Regions from separate parts of the Mus musculus genome. Here region 1 is linked to region 2. The links are chromatin loops, found by intact Hi-C in ENCODE. Cell type or tissue: gastrocnemius. All regions are shown on one strand.

Region 1 (8,000 bases), 170 kb before region 2:
GTGCTCTTTTCAATCTTCATCTCATGCTACCCCTCTCAATATCTACTTGTTTGTTGAATGTTTGACACCTACTCCATGAACACAATTAGACCTCAAGGGAGGTAACATAGTAAGAGAAGTCCTTTAAGGCCTAACAACAGGTCTACAGTGTCACACGTAACAGCATCTGGTGGTTATGTGTGTACCAGGACTTAAGGGACAGATGGCAGAGGCGGCTGGAAAAGGTCTGCAGTGGGAGCGAATTCTCAGCACAGGAGAATGAACACCACATTCAAAAGCAGAGAGCTGGACATCTTGGTCCAGTAAAGCCCTCATGACCAGCCCAACAGCACCTCTGTCGTCCGCAGGCTTGCTAAGACAAGCAGGGTCCTAGACCCTGGCCAGGTCTCCAACGTCAGTCTCCACATGTTCACATGATCATTTTAGCTATGGCAGGGATAACAGCTTACATGGAAAGACAGAAGGCGTGAGACCACTCCAGTTTCCAAAACACCTGTGAGAGCAGCTGTCGGGCCGTGGCTCTGGAAACAGAAATGACATGGCCACTTCTCCAGGAACCCTGGGGAAAGGATGATGGGGGCACCAGAGAGGAGGCACCCATTCCAGATGAAGAAGAGCTCCCAGGATTTTATCATTTGTTAATGAAAGGGGACAACAAGATGTATGTGGGAAAATAAACAAAACAACAACAAAGCACAAACACGCGTGGGCTCTTTCTGAGTAACAGAAAAGGCAACACTCACAGCTGTGTTCCATTCAAGACGTGTTGGGTTTGAAGTACCTGTCGCTGGGCAAGGAGCTATCCAACTGACGATCCACCTCCAGGAAAAGCAATGCAGCTGCCAGGCTAGAGGGGCAAGCAGTGCCTAAGGCGCTGGAGATGAAAGGGTCAGCTACAAGGAGGACACACGAGTGAGGAGGCAGGAGCCGCTGCGGCCAAGCCTCTAAGCACGTGAGCATCTAATGTACAACACGGGCACAGCAGCAAGAAGGCAGGCGCAAAACAATCCTGAGAAGCAGAACTGACAGTGCCTTCCTGGTGCCAGAAAAGGGGCATCCTGAAAAGAAGAGGAAGAGAGGCAGACTCTGTCAGAGACTCAAGCCCCGAACACACTTGATAACTACCATGTCTCCAGCAAAACTCAAGGAAAACCAACACACAGCCACACATTCATAAATGACTTTTGGAAACACTAACGGTATGACACCAGCTCTCTCTGGGTGACAGTTAAGGAAGATTATTATTCCTCAAGGAGCATGAGTTCTATGATTTAAAAAATGTAAATGGGGCTGGGGAGGTGGCTCAGCAGTTAAGAACACTTCCTGCCAAGTGACCCAAGTTCAGTACCCAGAACCCACGTCAGTACAACTCCAGGGGCCTCGACACCTTCTGAAGGCACCACACACACAAACACATACAACAGAAAGAATATTTTTTTTCTAAATAGTTAAGATTCTGGTCATATGGTACACACATTTTATTCCAGCACTTGGAAGGCAGAAACAGGTCGTTCTCTGTGAGTTTAAGTCCCAAAACAGCCAGGTATCTATATACAGATACTGTATCAAAAAAAAAAAAAGTAAGAAATGGAACGAAGCCTCAGGTGCAGTGTGAAAACAGTGTGCGACAGGGAATGAGAAGCTAGCAAAGGAGACAGGAAACCATGGGCAAGAAAGAGAGCAAGTGGGACGCTTCTAGAATAAATAGAATCCTGAGAAAGGTTGTGTTTTCCACACAGGCTTAGAAGCTGTGGGATAGGAGACTGGCCGGAAAGTGTTCAAAGTCCAGAGAAAGAGAACAAATACTACTTCACTGGCTGCCATGACCTAACACGCGTTAACAAGACCACGTACTATGCTTGAGCAGTTTCCTCTCTACGGGGAAACACGCGTGTGGGGAAACACGTGCGTGGGTCACCCCGGCATAGTCATGTTACTGCTTACAGCTTTTCTTCCATTTATCTTTTGTATGTGCATGGATACTGTGGAGGTCACAGACAAGTTGTGGGAGCCGTTCTCTCCTTCCATGTGGGTCCTGCAATCAAACAAAGGTCACCAGGCTTGCAGAGAAAGTACCTTTTCTTGATGAGCCACCATGCTGGCTGACCCCATGCAGCCAGTTTTTCGGATCGTGGGAGAGACAGCTTCTGAAGAGACACCCGGATGCTGAATGACTGAACAAGCTTTACAAAGACACCCAATGCCCTCCCTTACAGACAAGTCAGAACCAGGGGAGCTTGGTCAAAGGTCCATCCGAGTATGCAGCGAGGAAGTGGAACCCGGGTCTGATGAACACACAGATGTGTCACTAAAATGTGTTCAGTTTCTGCCAAACCCAACAGCAAACATCAATGCCTGCACTGTAGCAGCACTAGCCCTGGCCCCGAGGGGCCTCGGGTGAAGGACTAGATTCTAGTCACTAGAGGAAAGCTAAAGGAACCAGCACTGCTGTCTCAGAAGACATGAAAGTTAGGGCATGATTTCACTGTTCAAGCCTACCACAAAAATAGAGGCAAGACCCTAACTTACAAATAAGCATCTCTCCAAAGACAACCAAGTTGTTCAGACATCATGAAGCATTTCCTTCATCTATCTAGTTATACGCCGTGCCGGGCTGGCCCGTGAAGACAGTTACTTCTATTACAGTGTTATTATAATATACATCAAGCCCTGTATCTCATGAAATAGTCCTAACCTTATACGGTGTCCACCTGTGTACCTAAAGAAACTTAAGGCCTGGGCTGCTGAGTGATTTGTCCAATAGCCTAATGCAAATAAGCCAAAGCACCCTCAGTCCATGGCTCCCCACTCCAGATCATACTTCCTAAGTCTGTTTGCTAGACCCCAAAGTTCTAGTGTGGGGTGTACAACTGTCAATTTCTTTCCGGTACTAAAACCTAAGCACCCAACCTTCCTTTATCAGTTGTCAAGAATATCTATGTTCTTTAAGTGAACATACTTGTTTCCCTATAACCTCAATCCAGAAAGGCATATACTCACAAAAATACATGACACTAACTAGGAACTTAACTTGTTTTTGCAGTAGGTACATAGATCCCAACAGAGCACCTTGCACGCGTCCTTTAATCCATTCTAGTGTGACAATCTCCAACCCATGACATCTGTGTAAATACTGAAGGAAAATTCCACTCAGCACAACGCAAGCAAAAACCCGAACTGGCCATGATCAAATGTCAAGTTCTAAACTATCCCTAGATCACTAGAACTTCAAACCCCAATCCCAAGAAAAAGAAAATGAAAAACCAAAGCCTCGTAAGACTACAGACTAGCAGGTTACTGGTCACCAGCGTGCGAGAGCACCCAGGAAGGGTACTCCTAAGGAAAGGCACAACGCCTGTCCCCACCTCAGCCCCATCCACTCCCCCAAAGCCATTGAGCTTCACGGGCCTTTCCAAAGCTAGAGCAGGCAGAGACCTCAAGCAGCAAGCCGGAAGCCAGCCATGCCCTCGACCATGACCTTCTCAAGACTCTCAACCTTGTCACCCCAAACCACTGGCAAAGCATGGGGGAGGGGGTGGCCTCATGCCTGAGAAGCCGGGACCACGGAATTGGAGCAAACGAGCAGGACACCAGCCCGTCCACCGCAGCCAGTCAGGAGGAAGGGTCCGGTACTCACCCTGCAGCCGGCCGGCTACCAACAGCCGCGACCCGGACGACGGAGGACAGCCGGCCCGGGACGCCCGCAGGGAGGCGCAGGGACAGCGGGAGGCGCGGGGCCGCCGCGGCCCCGAGCAGCCAACGCGCGGGTCTCAGCAGGGCTGCCATGGCTCAGCGTACCCAAGGCAGGATAGGATGCACGCTCCTGCAGAGGACCTGGAGGAGCACGTGACGACCCGGTCGCCCCTAGTGGGACAAACTAAGGACCGAGGGCGTCCAGCGGAGGAGGAGGCAGATCCCCGCCAAGGCTCACGGGAGAGGCAAGCCGAGTTCGCGGGATACCCTGGATCCGCCTTCTGTTTTACTATACATTGTTTTTTGTCTTCCGTTCACAGTGTCCCTGTTCCCTTGTCCAGCGCCCCGGCTCTCAGCGAGCCTGGCGACAACACCCCTCCACTTTGAAGTTGGTAGAGCCCACTAGAGGTCGGCTCCGCCCATGCGCGCGCAAGGGCTTGTGGGGGGCCAACTAGGAGCGACACCGAGGGTTGCTGGGAAGGGCCGACCGTGCAGATCCCGGGGTGCCTACGACGTTCCAGCCTTGCGCCTCGGTTGCTACCGAGCCGCTGCCCTAGCTGCTCAGTGACGTAGTTCCTGCCGTAGCTCTCAGAAACGGCGGCCAGAGAAAAGCTTGACGAAGAGAACTGGGAGGCTGTGGACCTCCAGGTTAGCTACATGCTATTTGTGTGACTGGGGATGGGGTAGATAAATATACAGAACTCATCCTAAGTGCCTCGCTTCATGAAATCAATGGATTCTAATAAAGGTCGTATAATTTTAAATGTCAAGGTTGAAGTTTCTTTTTCTCAGTGCCCCGCTCCTTCCAGTTAATGCACTAAGCAACTAAGGTAGTGAGTGGTGCAATTGTCTGAGGATAGGTCTGGAGCTAGGAAAACAAGTTCTTGCCCTCACAGAGCTCGCATACTGAAAGGGTTCCCTGTGCACTCGTGTGAACCCGGGAACAGGTTTCCACTCTACTTAGTTATTCCTTGACTGCTACCAAGTGAACAGTCAAATTCTCCCTCTGCAAGTTTTCCCATGTGGCTGTTTCTTCTGCTAGCCAACAAACTTCAGAGTGCCCAGAATGAGAATGCAGCCTCTTTTATGGCGGAAGCTCGTGATCAGTTGAAGACACTTCGTGCTTTGAGCATTTATTGAATGGATATACGTTCAGAGTTAACTTGGCTTAGCTTTCTTTTGGAGAAGCTAATACCGCCCTGCAAGATGAAGTTACTCTGAGTTACTATAGAGCACTATGATAGAATATAATTCATTCTCTCATTCAGCATTAGTACTATTTATTGAGCACATATTTTGTGTCAGGCACTATTTGGAATGCTGGGAATACAACATGGGGGGGGGGATCTCAATTTAGACAAAATTCCGTACATCTAAAGAAACATAAGAATTGTGATATAAATAAAAGATTAAGGTAGGTTACGGTCTGTGGTGATTAATCTTGATAGGATTTACTATCACCTTGGAAACCAGACTTTAAGCCAGTGAGGGAGTTTTTACATTGGATTAGTTGAAGTGGCAAGACCCACCCTGAATGTGAATGACACCACTGGGTCCCACTGAGTGTAGGTGTGACGCAAAATCATTTGCTTTTTTAAAAAAATATATTTATTTTATTATGTGTATGAGTGTTTTGCCTGCATGTATGTGTGTAACCACAAGTGTGCCTGGTGCCCTTGAAGGTCAGGAGAGGGCTTCAGATGTCCTGGGAGTGCAGTTAGAGACAGATACAAGCTGCTGTGGTGGTTGCTGGGAAACGAACCTACCAGCAGAATGCAGAGAGTCCAGGCATTTGCCACACCCAAGGAAGGCTAGGGCTCTGGATGCAAATGTGAAACGAGGTTGGTGGAAGTAATTATGATGATGGACTTTCTAAGGGTTTACTCCTAAAACTCTACTCCTCGGTTGTGAAGTGTGCTCTTAATTGTCAGCATGATGGAACTCAGAATCAGTCGCCTTGGGGACGGGCTTTTGGGAAGCCTCCTTGGTGTTAGGGTTTTAGGTGAGAAACCCACCCTGAGTATGTCTGTGAATGTGTGTGTGTGTGGGTGTGTGTGTGTTATGAGTGTGGTGTGTGTATGTGAGTGTGAGGTTTGTGTGTGGTATGTGTGTGTGAGTGTGGGGTTTATGTGTGGGGTATGTATGTGGGGTGTGTGTGTTATGAGTGTGGTGTGTGTGTGTGTTTGAGTGCATGTGTGTGTGTGTGTTATGAGTGTGGTGTGTGTATGTGAGTGTGAGGTTTGTGTGTGGTATGTGTGTGTGAGTGTGGGGTTTATGTGTGGGGTATGTATGTGGGGTGTGTGTGTTATGAGTGTAGGGTGTGTGTGTGTGTTATGAGTGTGGTGTGTGTGTGTGTGTGTGTGTGTGTGTGTGTGTGTGTGCGCGCGCGCGTTCCATGGGCTGGAGTCCCAGAGTGGATAAAAAGACAAAGCAAGTGCAGCCCCAGTAGCTCATCTCTCTCTTCCAGCTAGAGATGCAATGTGATGCAGCCAGGCCTCCCTCCATGATTCTATTCCTTCTCAAAGCATGAGCTGAAACAGCTCCTTCCTCCCTTTCACTGTTCCTTTCAGGTATTCTACCACAACAACCAGCAAAGTAACCTGCCAGCCGACACCCCATCGCCACACCAGCCTGTGTTAGCTACTTGTAACTGTGACACAGTGGCCCAGTGAACAGCTTCCAAGGAGGAGAGGTCTATTTTTGTTCACATTTTCAGAGGTCTTGGTCGATGTTTCCTTTGCCTGCCTCATTTGAGCAGAACATCATAGTGGCAGGCGGGAATGTGAAGAGTCTTAGTGAGGGTTTTACTGCATGGTGAAGAGACACCATGACCAAGGCAAGTCTTATAAAGGAAAACATATATTTGGGGCTGGCTTACAGGTTCAGAGGTTCAGTCCATTATCATCAAGGTGGGAGCATGGCAGGATTCAGGCGGCATACTGCAGGCAAAGCTGAGAGTTCTACATCTTCATCTGAAGACTGAAGGCTGCTAGTGGAAAACTGATTTCCAGGCAGCTAGGATGAGGGTCTTAAGCCCACACCTACTCCAACAAGGCCATGTTGTAACCCCCGAATTACTGATACTAGAGAGACTTCAGTGTTGTACAAACAGTTTGCCTCTGCGTTCCCCGCCAGAGGCTCCCATCCTCCCTCCCACTCCCCTAGTGTTAGAATGGCGCGCAACACTCCTCTGATAAGCAGCCAAACTCCAGGTGCCTGTCCTTGAGACCTTAGAGAAATAACAAGCTCAAGGGAGACCATGGGAAAAAAGGTAAACAGAGGTCAGGTCACAGACAGTTACGACTGGCCATAAAATTAGTCCTTGAAGCTGGGTGTGGTGGTGCACGCCCGGCCACACTGTTCCTAACTATACTGTATATAAGCCCAATGTTTTCTAGACTCAGGGTTGCTTGCCAACATACATGAAGTGAGTGCTAGGTGGGCAAACTGAGTTTGAACTTGAAAATGAAAGACTCTTTTTCAAGATGCAGTGGACTTTGCAATTCTTGGGCTCGTCTGGGTTTCCCGTGAACTCAGGGCACAACAGCCACACTTCCTAATAGTGCCACTCCCTGGGACAAGCCATTACAAGGGGGTTCTTTGCTTCATGTGGGACAGGAAGTGGAGACAAGAGAAGGAGATTGGTGACCAGGTATAACTTTCAAAGGCAATGACTTAATGACCTACTTTCTCCCTGTAAGCCAGTGGTTCTCAGCTTTCCTAATACTACGATGCTTTAACACAGTTCCTCTTGGTGTGGCAACCCCCAATCATACAATTATTTAGTTGCTACTTCATTCTGTAACTTTTCTACTGTTATGAATCTTAATGTAAGAATTTGATGTGTGGGATATCTGCTATGCGACTCCTGTGAAAGGGTCACGCAATCCTGAAGAGGTCTCAACCCCCAGGCTGAGAGCCACTGCTCTAAGCCCTGTCTCCTGAAGTTTCTACCATCTCCCAAAATAACAGCACCAGCTGGGGCAAGGTGTTCAACACCTGAACGAGTAAGGGATATTCCGTATGTAAACAAGTGTTCCACCCTTGAACCTGAAGGATCGTGGCCATCTCAGAATGTAAGATGCACACAATCCAGCCCGAGTTCTCAACGTCACCGCTGAATCTCAGGTCTTGCTGTTATTGAGCTCTGATGCTAAAAAAGGTTGAAGTCTGACATTACTGGAAAGCCCCGAGCTCAGTGCAACATGGTGGACTCCCTTGGTCAGCAAGGCTTCTTCTTCTCAACTTGGGAGATCCCAGACCCCACATCCTCTTCCTGCAGAATGTCGCATAGTCTTGGTTAGATC
Region 2 (8,000 bases):
GCTATGAGTTTGAGGCCAGCCTTGGGTATGTAACAAGTTCCAACCTGAGCTATACAATACGACCCTGTCTGAAGGTCAGAAGTGCCTGTCATAGTACTCAACTCAGTGGATTTTTGTTTTGTTTTGTTTTGTTTTCCTTCAAGACAGGGTTTCTCTGTGTGTCTATATGTAGCTCTGGCCATCTTGGAACTTACTCTGTATATCAGGCTGGCCTTGAACTCACAGAGATCTACCCGTCTCTTCGTCCCAAGTAAGTGCTTTGAGTAAAGGTGCATCACTACTGCCTGGCTTCTGTGGATTCTTGTTGTGCAGTCAAGGCTGGCCTTCAACTACTGATCTTCTTGCTTCTATTTCCCAGGTGCTGAGAAGTCAGGTGTGCACCACCGCATGGCTTATGTGTTGCTAGGGACTGAACTCAAGACTTTGTGCATACTAAGTAACGACTCTACCAAATTTCATATAGAGAGAGACAGTAGTAGAATATATCCAGTCACTGGTGGTAGAGTGCTGGCTTATCATCTGTGAGGATTATGTTCAACCCAGTATTTCTATGTAACCCAAATCAGGGTACCCGGAGTTCGACACCAAAGTACTTCAAGGAAGTTTGGTAATTTATATGAAACAGGAACACAAATGGGCATAGCAAATAGGTAAGAGGTTCTTAATGAAGAACATATGAAGATTCCCATTGCAACGTAGACTTCGATTAGGTACTGCTATGCACTGTGCCCCATTTAAAATCTGAAAACATTGTGTGGCATTGGAAGCACTGTGCTCAGGATGAACTTACAGACCATCCAGATGTGTTGGAAATGTGATTATCTGATATTTTATGTTCATGCCTGTGCAAGAGCATGTGTGTAATAGGGGGTGGGGTTAGGGTACTGTTTCTTAAGAATCAGGTCTCTCATGGTCTGAAGCACCTCTGTTAGGCTAGGCTGGTTGGTCAGTGATCCTGTGTCTCTCTCTCTCTCTCACACACACACACACACACACACACACACACACGCTTGGATACAGTCCTATGCTACCAAACTCAGCTTTTTATTATTTAAGTTCTGGGAATGGAAACCAGACTGTAGTGCTTTCAAGGCAAGCTCTTTATGACCAAAACCATCTTCCTAGCCCTGATGTCTTATTGTGAAAAAAAAAAAAAAAACCAAAAAACCAGAGCTGGAGCGGTGGTGTGTGTGTGCTTCTCATGCCAGCACCCAGGAGGTAGATTGAATGGGGAAAGAAAGAAAGAAAAAGGAAAGGCGGAAAGGAAAGGCCATGACTGCTGCTGGGTGTGGTGGGGGAGAAAGTTTATTATAGTACCTGGGAGAGCATAGCCAGAGGCAGACACGTCTAGGAGAGTCAACAGTGGTCGTGACCGTGACCCTAGTAAGGAGAGATGGTGAGAGGGGAGCCAAGAGCAGCCAGGAGGCCAAAGGGGTGAGAGGCACAAAAGGGGCAGGTACCAAATGTCAGGATTATACAGGGAAAAGCTCCTAGGGGAAGGGCAGCCCAGTGCCTGGGCTGATGAGTTCCGGGTAGAGGGCAGGGTATGCCAGTCACACCTGTAACAGGCAAGGACTGAGGGATGCTGGGAGAACCTGGAGGCCAGGTCCTCTTTGATATGTTGAATAGGCGAACCTCAGCTGTTTCTTCTGGGGGTTTAAAAACTCAACATGGATCTTGGTGAATTTTTTCTTTTTTTTTGGTTTTTCGAGACAGGGTTTCTCTGTATAGTCTTGGCTGTCCTGGAACTCACTTTGTAGACCAGGCTGGCCTCGAACTCAGAAATCCGCCTGTCTCTGCCCCCCAAGTGCTGGGATTAAAGGCGTGTGCCACCACCGCCCGGCGATCTTGGTGAATTTGAGGTCAGTGAGGTCTACATAGTGAGTTCCAGGACAGCCAGGGCTACATAAAAACAATAACAACAACAAAAACAATAAACCCTGTCTCAAGACAAACAAAAGTGACCCCAGCTCAGCATAAAGAAAACGAGCATCCTAATCAGGACAATTTTCTACCTTATACTTAGCATTGTCTCAATTTTTTTTTTTTTTTTTTGAGACAGGGTTTCGCTGTGTAGCCCAGGCTGTCCTGGAACTCATTCTGTAGACCAGGCTGGGCTTGAACTCAGAGATCCCCCTGCCTCTGCCTCCCGAGTGCTGGGATTAAAGGTGTGCGCCACCACCGCCCGGCTCTACTGCTCTTTATGTGGCTCTAAAGAAAGGCATTATGGTCGGGCAAACCAAGGCTCAGGGTGTAGTCACCAGAGTACCAAGCTGTTGCAGAACCATTGTGACGGTGCTGATTGTGTGTGACATATCCCCTATCTACCACGACACATACCGCCGTTTAACCTTGTGAATCCTTTGGGGGCTTCTTTAAGGGTTTGTTGCTAAGCTTCAGTAATTCAGAAAGTTAACCTAATGGTTTTTTCGTCTGTGATCTCATTGTAGTCTTAGACATAAAACAAACAAACAAACAACAAAACCTCAGTTATGTTTTCTTACTTTTAGTGATTAAAGAGTGAGTTGTATACAATCCGCAGCCTAGTTACATCACTGAATCTCATATTGCATTTGAGTGTCTGCCAAAGGAGATCAAGAGGAAATCAAGCAGTGCGAGACAGGGCTCTGATGTCTGTCTGTGGTTGCCTGGGTTCTCGAGGCAAGGGAATCCAAGAGCCCTTATTTGTTGATCTTTAGCATGTTGATCCTTATTTTGGAAGGTGAGGTCCCGTACTTCAATCTTCTAATATAAGGTGTCCCAAGCAAAGGTGTGATTTAAAAAATATATTGTGTAAGTCATTTAAATAATTCCCAGGCTGTCGAAGATGGCTCTGCAGGGATAGGAGATTATAATCAAGTCTAATAGCCTCAGTTGTACTCTGGGACCCTACAGGATGGCAAGAACTAATTGCCCTCAGACCTCCACTGCAAACACACACACACACACACACACACACACACACACACACACAAACACTAAATGTAATTAAACCCTTCTTGATTCCATAATGAAGCCCCTTGAAGGGGTAGTCAGAGCTAAAGTGGGCTTACTTTCTTTTCTTTATTGAAGCTCACCTACAGTATGCAAAATCAGAGAAAGAAATTTTTATGGCTGTCTCCAATTCTCAGTCACTGGGTCTAAGAATTGGTGTGCCAAACCAAACCAAATCAACCAACCAAACAAACAGTCAACTGACCAAACAACCAAAACCAAAACAAAACAAAAAAATCTAGCACCCAAAGACTACTTTTAAAAATTATCTTTCGAAGTTCAATCTCCAGAATCACAATAAATGAAATAAAATTGTATTGTAGTGAGCTTTCTCCCCAGAGTGAGCTCTGGATTTTGTAGGCATGAATGTAGCTTGGAACCTCAGGTGATTCTAATTTTAGGAACCTGTTTGCCCACTATCCTGAAAAAACACCATGTGTGCTGGCTACATTCTAATGACAACTTGACACAAGCTAGAGACATCTGAGAGGAGACAAACTTTCATTCCTAAGAGCTGGCTGTGGGCTAGCCTGTAGAACATTTTCTTAAGTAGTGATTGATGGGGGTGGTGGGGGTGGGTGGGGGCAGCCCATTGTGTGCGATGCCATCCTGAGCTGGTGGTCCTGGATTCTATAAGTGGGCTGAGCGGGCCATGTGAACAAGCTAGTAACCTCTCCATCAACTCTTATCTGCAGGTTTGAGTTCTTGTTCGGCTTCCTTCAGTGATGGGCTACAGTGTAAGTCCAATAAACCCTTTTCTACTCAAGTTGCTTTTTGGTTGCCATGGTGTTTCATGGTCCCAATAGAAACCTTAAGACAGAGTTCTTAAACTTGAAGTTCCAGAGAAATCTGAATTGCAACCAAATGTTTATTTCCGCCAGTTTCACTTTGGAAATTGCTTCAGAAATATGTCCTTCTTTTCAAAGCTGAATTTGCACTCCCTTAGGTCGGTCTAAACCTAAGTTGTCCCAACTAACTTATACCTAAGTATGAATAAGATCGAAAACGTCTTTCAAAGACTTGAGCGAGTTTAAAAACTCTTCAGGTGAGCGCTTAAGTGCCCCATTACACTTTGATCTGGAAGAATTAACCTGGTTCACTTTCTAGCTCAATGTGGTTACTAGATGACCGTTTTCTCCCGGCCTTTGTGAAGCCTTCCGAGTAATCATACCCAGAGGGAGACTCCTTTATGTCATCATTACCCTTTGCAGACGTTCAATGATTACCTACCATTCCCAGTCTGGGACTGCCTGCCTTACTTTTGTATCTCCAGTTCTACCTACCACGCTTAGCAAAATGCAGGTGCTCTTTAAGAGAGGAATGACCTAGTGAATGTCAAGAGCCTAGACAGGAGTTTTAAAAATCAGACTCAGAAACAAAACACGGAACTGCCAAGGGCTGGAAGGCAGGAGGTCGAGGTAAATAAGAAGAACGAACAATCTGAACCATTGCAAAATCATCCCGAAGGGATCTCCTGTCCCATTTTCTCAAGTGGCTTTTCAGCCTTCTCAACTTCCCGCCCACTCTCCCCTGCTGGAGACAGGTCATGCAGGTATCCCAACAATGAGGCTCTGATTGGTCAGAGATGATTTCATTGTTAGGGAACATCCGGGCTCTTTCCCTCCCTGCATCACCTCCCCAGAGCCCTACGCGCCCAGTTTTGCACTCTCGCGTGCGCCCCACCCGTAGTTGAAGCAAAACAACGCCTCTCTCCAGGCCCTTTCTCGAACCTTTCTGAGCTCTTCCTTCACAGCTCTATGCCAAAGAGAGGCGGCCACTTCTTCCAATGAGGGTCTAGGGGCACTTCTCTGGCCAATCAGAAGCCGGCTCTCTCCACTCCGGGTGGGACCAATTTCCACCTATAACTGGACTGCCCGTTGGTTTCTTTATGGTGTTCGTTCTCCGCGAAGTGTAGAGGTCAGAACTGCAGGGTCCGCAGACTCGGGGCTTGGCCATCTACGAATACTAGCCAATCCCTTTTAGGATACTTTTGCGCGTTCATTTAAAAAAAGCCGAAGTGACGGACTTGGAAATTGGTTTCTTGACGGACAAGTAGAGGAAGCCAATAGTCGGAGGATCAGGCCGCCATTTGAACCAATCAGAAAAGGATATCGGTCTTCGAGTTGGGGCGTAATTTGACTGACGGAGGACTCTACCTATGGCTACTAGGGTGGGCAGGTCGGTGACGTCAGGAGTTAGGGCAAGGCGGAGGTGGGGCTGAATAAAGTAAATGGTAATGAAGGGTTGGGCCTCACTGGTGGGCGGTGTGTGATGGATAGTTGACCTTGCCAATTAAGGTGGGCACTGACGCCCAATGAGAAATTAAAGACTCAGAGGCGGGGCCGTGTGGGCGGGGAAAGAGAAGCACAGAAGATACTAGGGGCCAGGTTGGGCGGGAGAACGTAGATTGACAGGCTTCTCAGCAAACCGAGGGCAGCGGTGACACACGCGGCGTCCCAATGGGTGCCCTTGGGGGGCGGAGCCCGAGGAGGGGCGGGGAAAGACGGCGGTGCGGGGAGGGGAGGGGGGTTGCAGAAGGAGCGGAGCGGCCGCTGCTCAATGGCGGAAAAGCCGCTGGTGCTCTGACCGCCTGGTCCCCCCTGGCAGTTGCGGGGGAGTTTCCTGCCGGCGCGGCTGGAGTCTCTGTTTCTCCGTGTCCGGTGGCTGGAAGATGCTCCAGAGAGATCAGGCTGCGGCGGAGGAGGTGGCGGCGGCCGAGTCGGCAGCGGCTCTGGGTTGGAGAGAAGGCGGCGGCGGCGGTGTGAGGGGCCGGACGGTGTAAACAGCTCGGGCGGCGGCGGTGGCCGAGCCCCCGAGGGCGAAGCGGCGGCGGAGGCGGTGTCGCGTCTCGGGAGAAAGCCGGGGGCCGCGGGCGGCTGTGCGGCGGGCGAGCCCGCGAGACCTCCCTTTCTACCTTCGCCCCAGGTAAGGCCGCTTTGCGCCCAGCCGAGTGGGGGAACGGCCGTCCGTCCGTCCAGCCTGCTCTCGGAGCACCGGGCTAGGCCCAGGGCCTGGGCTGCCGCCGCCGCCTCCGCTTGCGCGCGAGGCTTCGCGGGGCGCGGCGCGGCGAGGGAGTAGTTTGCCGGGGCGCGTGGAAGTCCGCTGCTTCCCCTCGCGCCGCGGCGTGCAGGCAGCGCCCATGGGCGCGCGGGCCACCCCAAGGCCGCGGCTCACCCAGTCCTGCCCGCCGCTCCGGAAAACACCTTTCGGTGTGGCTCTCTCTCCCGGTCGCTTTCTGCCCTCCCCTGCGCTCCGCTCTCCTTTCTTGTGAAATCTTTCTGGTTTTTCTGTCTGTGCCTCTCCGGGCCTCCTTCCCCCTCCTGTGCTTTAAACCGTTTGTCTTGCTCCTCTTAGCCAGACTCGGGGGTTCGTGTCTGTGTGTTGCCCACCAACCACGGTCCGAAAATTTCGGGTGTCGTGCTTAACAATGGGCTTCTTAAATGAAATTACTATGAACTCCATCTCAAGTTTACATGAATTCCATTAAGAATAGACTGGACAGTATTATGTGATCGGTCATTACTTTTTATCTTTAAAAGCCTTTAAGGAAAGAAAGTATCATTAAGCATAGCTGAAAAGAACCCTGAAATAAACTTATATAAATGAAGGGCTTGGTGAATGTTAGAGCCATTTCTTCATTTTTTAAAAAAGTTGCATGACCTCTAATACCAGTTTTAGCACCTCTAGGACGTTTGCCCATCTTATTTGGCAAAAAATTGCCTCTTAAGGATTTGATAGCTGCCCAAATTCATCAGTATTCAAGCGCTTCTAAAAACAACTTGGAAACTTAAAAACAACTAAGAAGTTGTTTTGGTAAGTCACACAGAACTTTTAAAATAGGCCCCACATGTTTAATGTATCAAAATAAAACTGGCAGGAGTCTTATAAAGGGATTATTAGGGAATTTGGGTTGTCTTCATGTTATGCGGCTATTTTGGGAAAAACATTCTTTTTCTGTTAACAAACGTTTATAGCTCCTGTGATGTGAGAGTTAACTGAAGCTTACTGTGGGATTAGCACAGGAACTCTTTATGTTGAGCCTACTGCCTGGATGGAGAAGTGGTAGGTTGTCCAGTGAAGAGGGTATAAGTCACAGTGTGTTCTGCGCGATGGCCCCTACATGTTCATAGATACTACTTCATTTACTTTCTCTGTTGTGCAATTACAGTGTTCCTTTTGTAGGTTGCCTTTGAAATACATCATCTCTGAGTATGGAGGTTATTCTGACTATTATAGAATTTTCCCAGTGTAGACTTCACTTGCAATAATATTTAAAGGATAATCTTTTATTTATTTTGAGACCAGGGCATAGGGAGCTGATTATATAACCCCGGCTGGTGTGGAACTCGATGTGTAGACCACACTGGCCTTGAACTCACAGAGATTCTCTGGTCTCCAAGTGCCTTGAAGGTCTGTACTACCACACCCAGCTAGTGATTTTTTTTTTCTTTAAAAAAATGCTTTTGTGGTCCTTACAAATGGACAGAGTGTGTGCTGTCGTAAGAACTTAATTTTTGTTACTGTTTATTATTTAGTGGGGCAATCCTCTCCACACACATCCGAAATACCGTCCCCCCACCCCCACCCCCAATTGTTAGAGGTTTTTTGTTTTTTTCTTTGAGACAGGATCGCAAAATGGGACTCAGGCTGACCTTGGTCTTACTTACTTAGGCTGGTCCCAAAGTGATCCTCCTGCCTCAGATTCTTAGGATTATAGTGTATCACCATTCTTGTCTCCCCTCTCTTTTCATATTTTAAAAAGTTATTTTTTTATATTTGTTTCATGAGTGTTTGCTTACAATGTGTAAATGACCCACTTGCACCACCACGTGAGTGCCTGGTGCTAGTAGTGGAGGCCAAGAGGGAGCGAGGGCAGGAGCTCTCCTGGAACCAGTTCCAGCCAGCTGTGAGCTGCCATTTTGGCTTGGGGAGCTGAACCCAGGTCTTCCAAAAGAGCAGCAAGTGCTCTAATTGCTCGTCAGCTCCTGAACGCTCTCTTCTGAAGC

Evidence for each region. Hi-C counts contacts between places; a loop is a spot of excess contacts. Peaks named below come from ENCODE experiments on the same cell type or tissue, not always from the same donor. Only the 100,000 strongest peaks of a DNase experiment are listed, where the experiment ranks them.
Region 1: a loop joins it to region 2, with 2.6 times the contacts of the local background. A loop is called at or near these places in 8 of 42 quality-filtered maps.

Annotation. Positions count from the first base shown.
Region 1 is chr17:84,786,728-84,794,727 of GRCm38, forward strand. Lrpprc (leucine-rich PPR-motif containing) reads right to left here and starts at 4,059. Exons shown (of 38, transcript NM_028233.2): 1 at 3,638-4,059. The coding sequence starts at 3,786. In gastrocnemius, no CTCF peak of the experiment used is centred here; DNase peaks (open chromatin) are centred at 3,887 and 4,144; H3K4me3 peaks cover 2,597 bases; H3K27ac peaks cover 2,000 bases.
Region 2 is chr17:84,952,476-84,960,475 of GRCm38, forward strand. It overlaps Ppm1b (protein phosphatase 1B, magnesium dependent, beta isoform), which reads left to right and starts at 5,526. Exons shown (of 6, transcript NM_001159496.1): 1 at 5,526-5,919. 1110020A21Rik (RIKEN cDNA 1110020A21 gene) reads right to left here and starts at 4,948. Exons shown (of 4, transcript NR_027929.1): 1 at 4,725-4,948. In gastrocnemius, a CTCF peak has its summit at 4,569; DNase peaks (open chromatin) are centred at 4,743, 5,347 and 7,884; H3K4me3 peaks cover 4,327 bases; H3K27ac peaks cover 4,289 bases.